Regions from separate parts of the Homo sapiens genome. Here region 2 is linked to region 1. The links are chromatin contacts, found by Hi-C or POLR2A ChIA-PET in ENCODE. All regions are on one chromosome and are shown on one strand. The core of a region is the stretch at or near the end of the contact, and the rest is flanking DNA. Distances in the headings are between cores, read along the strand shown. Region 1 holds the start of FKBP2 (FKBP prolyl isomerase 2). Region 2 holds the start of RAD9A (RAD9 checkpoint clamp component A).

Evidence for each region. Hi-C counts contacts between places; a loop is a spot of excess contacts on that map. ChIA-PET counts read pairs that join two places held with the same protein, here RNA polymerase II (POLR2A). Pooled maps may share reads with other maps.
Region 2: a map with no recorded cell type shows a loop between it and region 1 (18-fold over the local background). The contact joins the promoter of RAD9A here to the promoter of FKBP2 in region 1. A Hi-C loop is called at or near these places in 1 of 37 single-sample maps with no recorded cell type and 7 of 50 pooled maps. POLR2A ChIA-PET finds 5 or more read pairs at or near these places in 1 of 52 experiments (MCF 10A).

The regions. Positions count from the first base shown.
Region 1 is chr11:64,239,293-64,243,323 of GRCh38, reverse strand. FKBP2 (FKBP prolyl isomerase 2) reads right to left here and starts at 2,229. Exons shown (of 6, transcript NM_004470.4): 1 at 2,192-2,229; 2 at 766-940; 3 at 13-125. The coding sequence starts at 936. It overlaps LOC114841035, which reads right to left and starts at 2,229. Exons shown (of 6, transcript NM_001370414.1): 1 at 1,111-2,229; 2 at 766-940; 3 at 13-125. The coding sequence starts at 2,044. The coding sequence ends at 1,247. RefSeq lists enhancers at 1-516, 1,419-2,319, 2,601-2,720, 2,761-2,820, 2,320-3,222 and silencers at 1,031-1,270, 1,301-2,320.
Region 2 is chr11:67,389,250-67,393,280 of GRCh38, reverse strand. It overlaps RAD9A (RAD9 checkpoint clamp component A), which reads right to left and starts at 1,295. Exons shown (of 11, transcript NM_004584.3): 1 at 1,203-1,295; 2 at 1,050-1,120; 3 at 499-627. The coding sequence starts at 1,236. LOC100130987 (a long non-coding RNA gene) reads right to left here. Exons shown (of 4, transcript NR_024469.1): 4 at 1,594-1,883. RefSeq lists enhancers at 674-1,178, 1,213-2,128 and a silencer at 1,079-1,448.

The DNA.
Region 1 (4,031 bases), core at 980-3,479:
CCCATGACTCACCCCAGCAGCCCCTGGTCCCAGCCCTTGATGACCTGGCCTGTGCCAAGGGAGAAGACAAAGGGCTGGTTCTGGGGCAGGCTGCTGTCAAACTCTGTCCCATCTTCCAGCTTCCCCTGTGGAACCATGAGAAGGCCAGTGAGGAAGAGGGGACCACCCCTGACACCCCCTCCCTCAGCTGCTTTCCCCATCAAGCTGCCCCCCCACGCCCACCCACAGCCCTGGTGGTCAGTCCTTTTTGTTTTTTGAGATGGAGTCTCTGTTGCCATGGCTGGAGTGCAGCGGCGTGATCTCGCCTCCCTGCAGCCTCTGCCTCCCGGGTTCAAGCAATTCTTCCACCTCAGCCTCCCAAGTAGCTGGGATTATAGGCGCCCGCCACCACGCCTGGCTAATTTTGTATTTTTAGCAGAGAAAGTTTCATCATGAGGCCAAACTGGTCTCAAATTCCTGACCTCAGGTGATCCACCCGCCTCGGCCTCCCAAAGTGCTGGGATTACAGGGGTGAGCCACTGCGCCCAGCTGGTCATAGTTCTTTAAGAGGACAGAGCCTTGGGCAGCTCACAGTACACTGTCACTGCCTGCTGGTGCCCACCTGGGCAGTAGGCAAGGGCAAGGCAGAACCATGGAAACTGGCTTAGAGGCGAGAGGGGACTTGCCCAAGGTCACCTACCTGGCTTATGGAGAACCAGACTCCCAAGCACTCTCTGGTCCTCGGAAGCCCCACCCACTCCCAAAAGGCCCGCCCAACCCACTCACCGTGTAGTGCATGTGCAGGACATCCCCTTTGCGCGATTTGATGGGACAGTGGTCCACCCGCTTCTTGACCCCGATCTGCAGCTTCCTTTTGCCCTCGGCCCCCGTGGCCGTGGCCACGGCGCTCAGGCAGATGGACAGTACTGTCAGGACCCGGAACCAGCTCAGCCTCATGTCTCTGTGGGCACAGACCCCGACCGACCGACTGAACGTGGGGGAGGGCAGGGAGAGTATGGAACACGGGTAGGTAACAGGAGGGTTCCACCGCCACTGTATCTTCCTTGCCCCGGGGGATCCCCTTTGTCCCGGGTCACCGCCCTCTCCCCCGGGCTCCGGGGCCACACTTACCAGTCCAGTGAGAAGGGGGCTTGGCCGAGGACCCCAGCAGCGGGGGGAGGGGGTCAGGGGAGGCCACAGCAGCCAGGGACCCGCCCCTTTGCTCACCCCCATACCTTCCCTCCCTCCCAGTCCCCACCTCCGCTCTTCAGTTCCCGCCTGTCCCTTTACGCAAAGTCCAGACCCTATCTGGCTGCACTGCAGTTGCCCCGACTGGGCGGCCCCACTCACGCCACACCCAGCTGCCCCCGGTCCAGCACACCAACACCTCTGCGGCCGCTGCAGGGGGCCGGCCCCGAGGCACCCACACATCCCCACTGGGTGGCTCCGAGGAGCCCGGGTCCTCGGGAGATACCCCCCAGCCTGGCCCTGTGCTTCCGCCCGGGGCGCCGCCCCAACTCTGAGCCCTTGGGGGTCTCCGGGGCACCCAGACTGGCCCTGTGTCTGCTGGCCGCCGAGCCCGCTCCACCCACACCACCTCTCCCGGTGGAGTTCTCGGCCTACGGCGTCCCCAAGCCCGGCCACCACGGAGACCACCCCCGCGAGGACGCCCGGGGCCATTACTCGGGCCAGGCTCCTCACTTGGCTCCTTGGCACCGCCCTTCGGAGGACGCGGTACCGCCCCCGGGCCTGCAGCCCCGCCTTCGACAGAACTAGACCCCTTTTCCGGAGCCGTAGCCACGCCACTCACCGGCTGAAGCCCCGCCCCCAGCGCCTCCGCTCCGTCCCCCTCTGCTTCCGACCCCGAGGCTCCGCCTTTCACCTCCTCCAGCTCCTCCTTCAAGAGCCAGGCTCCGTCCCCCGACCCTCCTAGCTCCGCCCCCCGCCGCCGGGCTCCGCCTTCCACTGGCACCAGCTCGGAGGTCCCACCCGTCCCGGTTCCACGTCCCGCCCCGAGTCCCAGGACTCCGCCCCGTGCGGCGTGAGAACCCTCCCCCTGCGGCATCTCCGGACAGCTCCGGCCCCCACCCCCAATTTCCTCGTCACCTAGCTCTCGTTGACACTCGGAGCCCGGTCCGCTTCTGCCCGGCCTGATCCAGCCTGCCCTCTTGCACCCCGGCTCCCCCCAGCCCGGGCTGTGGCCCCCGCTCACCTCCTCGCCGCGCCCCCGGAGTCAACCCCGGTGGTGCTGCCGCCTCTGCGCAGGCGCGTCCTCGTCGCTACCAGGCCGGGCCACGCCGCCCTCCCTTATTGGACCGTGCGAAACCCGCGGCCACACGCCCGCTGGCACGGGTCTTTCCCGAGCCCCGCCCCCGCGACGCCGCTGCCCTGCGTCACTTCCGGCGGAGCGGTAGTCTGTAAGGTTAGGTGAAAGTGACTTCCGAAAAGGCCGGAGACACTTCCGGCCGAGGTGATAGTAAGGTCAGGCGGGCGTGGGTTCCCGGAGGGGGTCTTGAGGCGCCATTTCAAGTCGCCCCCAGCCTCTCCCACAGCACTCCTGTTTTCCCGGGCCTCATCATGGCCCACGGCCCTCAGTCGCTGTGGAGCCTGGGCTTCACAGTGACACTCACGTTTGAACTCCCGGTCGGCTGTGTGCTTGGTAGAATTTGTCATCCAATACAGGCGTGTAACACGGGCTTGATGACACCCACCCCACAGGGCCCCTGCAGGACCGAGATGATGTCCAATGACAAGCCCTGGCTTCCAGCCAATGCTCCTGCCCACATCTCTCTCCCAGGAGCCAGGCTTACCTCTACCTGTGCACCTGGGCTGTGACTCATGACTGGAATGATCTGGCTGGGCCTGTTCCCCCACCAGACTTATTTTCAGGCGCCCCAGCAGCCACCAAACATCTGTCAACTGAAGTAATGAACCTGCAGTTGAGAGGCAGCTAAACCTAGGTTGAAGGTTAGGGAGACAGCTGAGTTGAGGTCAAATCCCCCCGGCCAGTTAGCCTTTCTGAGCCTATTTCCTCAATTGTAAAAGGAAGACAATCATGATGCTGACCTCAGAATCGAGCGAGGAGAAAGTGAGGAGGTGCATGTGAAGCATTGTGCGTGACTGGTGGGGCTAACTGGGCTCTGGAGGCGGTAGCTCTGGGGCCCTAACCCCTTTCTGCCTCATGCTAATTGACCTATGGCATGTCCAGTGACATCATGACTGAGAAAATGATTTGAAAGTAGTAATCGCTGTCAGGAATTGTCTCCTGGTTCAACCCACTCCTGCCTTAGGCCCACTAAGATCATACCCACATGCTCTGACCCAACACCTCAGAGAAAGCCTCCATTAGGGTGGCTGCCCCTCCCAGTGGCTGCCCAATTGAGTTAACTCTGCCCCTGAATGTCCTGCTTCAGCAGGCAAAGCAGTGGTGCCCAAGGTTGGCCTTTCATCCACCCCAAACCACTCAGCCCTGGGCACTGGAGGCTGCAGGGAGAAGGGTAGGGGCTGGGCTTGGGCTAGGATAGACAAGTCAGGAGAATCTCAGGCAGCAACTGATGATGAAGGAAGCTGCAGGATGCAAGGGAGGCGAGGGTGGAGAAAACTGTGTGGGTTGGGCGGGCGCGGTGGCTCACGCCTCTAATCTCAGCACTTTGGGAGGCTGAGGCAGGTGGTTCACCCAAGGTCAGGAGTTCGAGACCAGCCTGGCCAACATGGTGAAACCCGTCTCTACTAAAAATGCAAAAATTAGCTGGGCATGGTGGTGGGCACCTGTAATCCTAGCTACTTGGGAGACTGAGGCAGGAGAATCGCTTGAACCCAGGAGATGGAGGTTGCAGTGAGTGGAGATTGTGCCATTGCACTCCAGCCTGGGTGACAGAGTGAGACTCTGTCCAAAAACAAAAAAAAAAACAAAAAACTGTGGGTTGGGTTGAGGGGAGCCTGCCGCCCAAACCAGGCCCACCAGCCCCAGACTTGCGGTGCTTCCCTTTCAGGGAGGTGGGAGTGAAGTTAAGACAGGGCAGGTGCTGAGGCTTTAGATTCAAGCTGCAGGG
Region 2 (4,031 bases), core at 46-2,545, 3.2 Mb before region 1:
TGAGATGGAGTCTCGCTCTGTCACCCAGGCTGGAGTGCAGTGGTGCGATCTCAGCTCACTGCAACCTCCACCTCCCGGATTCAAGCAATTCTCCTGCCTCAGCCTCCCGAGTAGCTGGGATTACAGGCGCGTGCCACCACGCCCAGCTAATTTTTGTATTTTTAGTAGAGACGGGGTTTCGCCATGTTGGCCAGGCTGGTCTCGAACTCCTGACCTCGTGATCCGCCTGCCTCGGCCTCCCAAAGTGCTGGGATTACAGGCGTGAGCCACCGCGCCCGGCCAAAAGACGTGCTTACCTTTCTTGACGAACTTGAGCGTCACCACCCTCTCAGGTCCCCGCTGTGATGCTTTTACCATGGCCCTCCCTGTGTTTTGCATGGATTGGGCTTGCACGTGTCTCTCTCCCCACTTAGCATCTACTGAGTACCCCAGGGCAGAGGCACAGCTGGTGGAGATTCCTGGGGTGGAGTAGTGCCACTGCTGAGGGAAGGGCCTCACCTTCATCAGGATCTTACAGCGCAGCAGGTCCTGACCAGGGGTGGCTGCCTGGTATTGCTGGAAGAAGAGCGGGGCAAAGAGAAAGCAGGCATAGGCAGAGCGGGAGGAGTTCACCGTCCGGAGGGAGAGCTGGGCCACGAAGAGCAGGGAGAGGGACGTGGTCAGGGGGCAGCCACAGACCCAGCCCTCTGGCTGCTTCTGCTCACACACTTGCCCTATCGTCCTCCCGCTCCGCCACCACCTGCTGAAAAACCCTCCTTTCCCCATGGAAGCCTTCAGAGTCGGCCCCGGCGCTGCTGCCGCAGAGGAGGGGTCGCACACCCAGGCCTTCCCCGAGTTTCTCTAAGTGCACGTCACCCCCTGGGAGCTCGCAGGACAGCTTTCCTCAATTCACACACCGGCCTGGGAAGATGACAGCCGCCAGACTAAGAAACTGAAACTTTGCCGACAAATCTGCCAGCGGTCATCCCGCCTAGTGGGGGCGAGACTCTAGTCCGGGTTACCCGCTCCCGGCTGGAGTCCCACCCGCCCCCCACACCCTAGCCCCTCACCCCGTCCTCCAAGGGTTCCAGGTAGAGCTCGTCCCCGATGCGGGACAGGGAGTGGACGGCCTTGCCGAGCACTGCGGGGAGAAGAGCGGAAGGGGGTTAGGCTGGCGGCTCCGCGGCTGCTGCACCGCCGCTGCCAGGCCGACCTGCACTCACCCTTCACGTTGCCGCCCGTGACCAGGCACTTCATGCTGCCCCAGCGCTCCGCCAGCGGCCAACACTGCCCAGCTCTCCGCGACCTCCGGGTCCGGGGTCCCTTCCCGCGCACCGCCCCTGCCGGCCCCGCCCCCGCCTCCCCATTGGTCCACGTGCAGGCGCCTCCGTCACGTGAGAAAAACGCTCACAGGCTCTGCCGTCACGTGACGGCGCACGTTGTCCGGGGTGTCACGTGACCGGGGAGGCCCGCGGCGCCCGCCAGCCAGCTGCTCCTGGCTCCCCCGGCACGCCTCGGCCTTCCGTGCCCCTGGAGATCGGGGCGTTCCGCGGGCCGCGCACCGGATTGCGAAGGTCAGAGAGGACGCAGCTGTGGGGCGCGAGGTCCCTGTGCAGTGGACCGAGTGCTGGACTCGGAGTCGGAGTGTGGGGGCGAGCTCTCTGGGGTCACCCACTTAGTAGAGTTCCCGGGCGTCTGCCGGGGGATACAGGGTGCAAGCAAGACCATCGCACCCACTCTGGGCCTGAGACTCGGACTCCAGCAGCAATCCCCAACTCTAGAAAGAAGTCAAAGCAGCTTGCTTGCAGCAGCCGGGAGTGGGAGGTGGCTGCTCCTTCCGGCTTCGAGGATCCTTTAAGGAAAAACGGCAGTTTCTCCAGGCAGAAAGGGGTAGAACGGTGCCCCTGGCAGAGGGAAGAACAAGAGTAAATGCTCAGCGGTGTGGGCTCCGCCCCCTGGAGAGGGGAGTAGGTCTGTGAGTCTCAGAGAGGCGTAGGGGCCGCCAGATGATGAGGGGCACCGCTGGGACGCTCTGGAAACGTTTTACGAGGGTAGATCGTGGTTATGTGCCTTTTTTTGTTTGTTTGTTTTTTGAGACATATTCTTGCTCTGTCACCCAGGCTGGAGTGCAGTGGCGCGAACACGGCTCACTGCCGCCTGGAACTCCTGGGCTCAAGGGATCCTCCCATCTCAGTCTCCTGAGTATCTGGGACCACAGGCACACCCACCACGCCCGGCCCTTTTTTTTTTTTTTTTTTTTTGGGTAGAGACGGAGTCTTGCCATGTTGCCCAGGCCGGTCTCAACTGTGGGGTTCAAGCTGTCTTTCCGCCTTGGCCTCTCAAAGTGGAGTGAGCTACTGCACCGGCCTGTTTTTTGTTTTTTGTGTGTGTGTGTGGGGTTTTTTTGTTTGTTTGTTTTGAGATAGAGCCTCGCTCTGTCGCCCAGGCTGGAGTACAGTGGCACGATCACGCCTCCCAGGTTCAAGCGATTCTCCTGCTTCAGCCTCCCAAGTAGCTGGGATTACAGGCGCCTGCCACAACGCCTGGCTAATTTTTGTACTTTTAGTAGAGACGGGTTTCACCATGTTGGCCAGGCTGGTCTCGAACTCCTGACCTCAAGTGATCCGCCCGCCTCGGTCTCCCAAAGTGCTGGGATTACAGGCATGGGCCACCGCGCCCAGCCCCGGGTCTGTATTTTTAAAAGACCCCAGACTGGCCGGGTACGGTGGCTTACGCCTGTAATCCTACCACTTTGGGAGGCCGAGGCGGGCGGATCACGAGGTCAAGAGATCCAGACCATTCTGGCCAACATGGTGAAACCCCGTCTCTACTAAAAGTACAAAAAGTAGCCGGGCATGTTGTCACGCGCCTGTAGTCCCAGCTACTCTGGAGGCTGAGGCAGGAGAATTGCTTGAACCCGGAGGCGGAGGTTGCAGTGAGCCGAGATCGCGCCACTGCACTCTAGCCTGGCAACAGAGTGAGACTCCATCTCAAAAAAAAAAACCAGACTGTGTGCCAGGTGGGGATGCATCAGCTGGAAGGTATTCCCCTTCCCCTGGGCTTCCGGGTCCACGTGTGTAAAATGTAAGGGAGTCCTGGAGAAACTCACTGACCCCTACTCTCCCCACAGTACCAAGGCTCTGGTAGTTCTTGGAAGGGCCCAGGGCATCCCTGTATTCCTGCAGGGCCTGCCCGTGCCTTGCCCCTCAGGTCCTGTGGTAGTGCAGAAGATATATTTATCTCTGCCACCCTTGCTCTCCAGACCCACTTTCAAATGAGTTGAATTGATACATAATAATTGTACACATTTGGATACATGCATACACTTTGTTTCTCCCTCTCCTTCCCTTCTGCTCCCCTCGTCACCAGCCCTTGCCCCTTCCGTGGAGCCTTGGGGGAGGAGGTTACTCTTCCCTTCCCCTTCCCGGGGGATCCATGGAAATAGTGCCCCTGTCCCTGGGCATCCGGCTCAGTATGCTGGAGTCATCCTTGACCTCATGCTCGCCCTCACCCCTACACAGTCTTTCAGTTAAGTCCTGACCACTCTGCTTCCCAAACAGGTGGCAACTTAACAGGTGGCAACTTTGCCCTCCTCTTCCATCTCCAAGGCCTAGGCCACCATCCTCTCACCTGGATGACTGTAACAGCTCTCAGTGGTCTCCTGCCTCCACCCTGCCCCCTCCAGGCCACTCTCCATACAGCAGCAAAGTGACCCTCCTAAAATGTCCATTGTGTCATGCCTCTCCCGTGTTTGCACACTCCAGTGGTTGCCATAAAATCCAAACTCTGCCCTGAACCTGCAGGAGCCGCCGCCACCCATTTCTCCACCTGTGGCCTCCCCTTGATCACCTGCACAGCCATGCCAACCCTGTGGGCTCCCTGAACCCTCCACTTCCTTTTCCACCTGGGGATTTTAGCACATCCTTAGCTGTCCCCACCACTTGGCATCGTCTTACCCCTTCTAACGTGGCGGTGCTTCTCTTCCTCCAGGCTCAGTGCCGTCTTTTCTGCCCCCACCAGCATCCCATTACACTCTAGCTAGACCCTGTTTT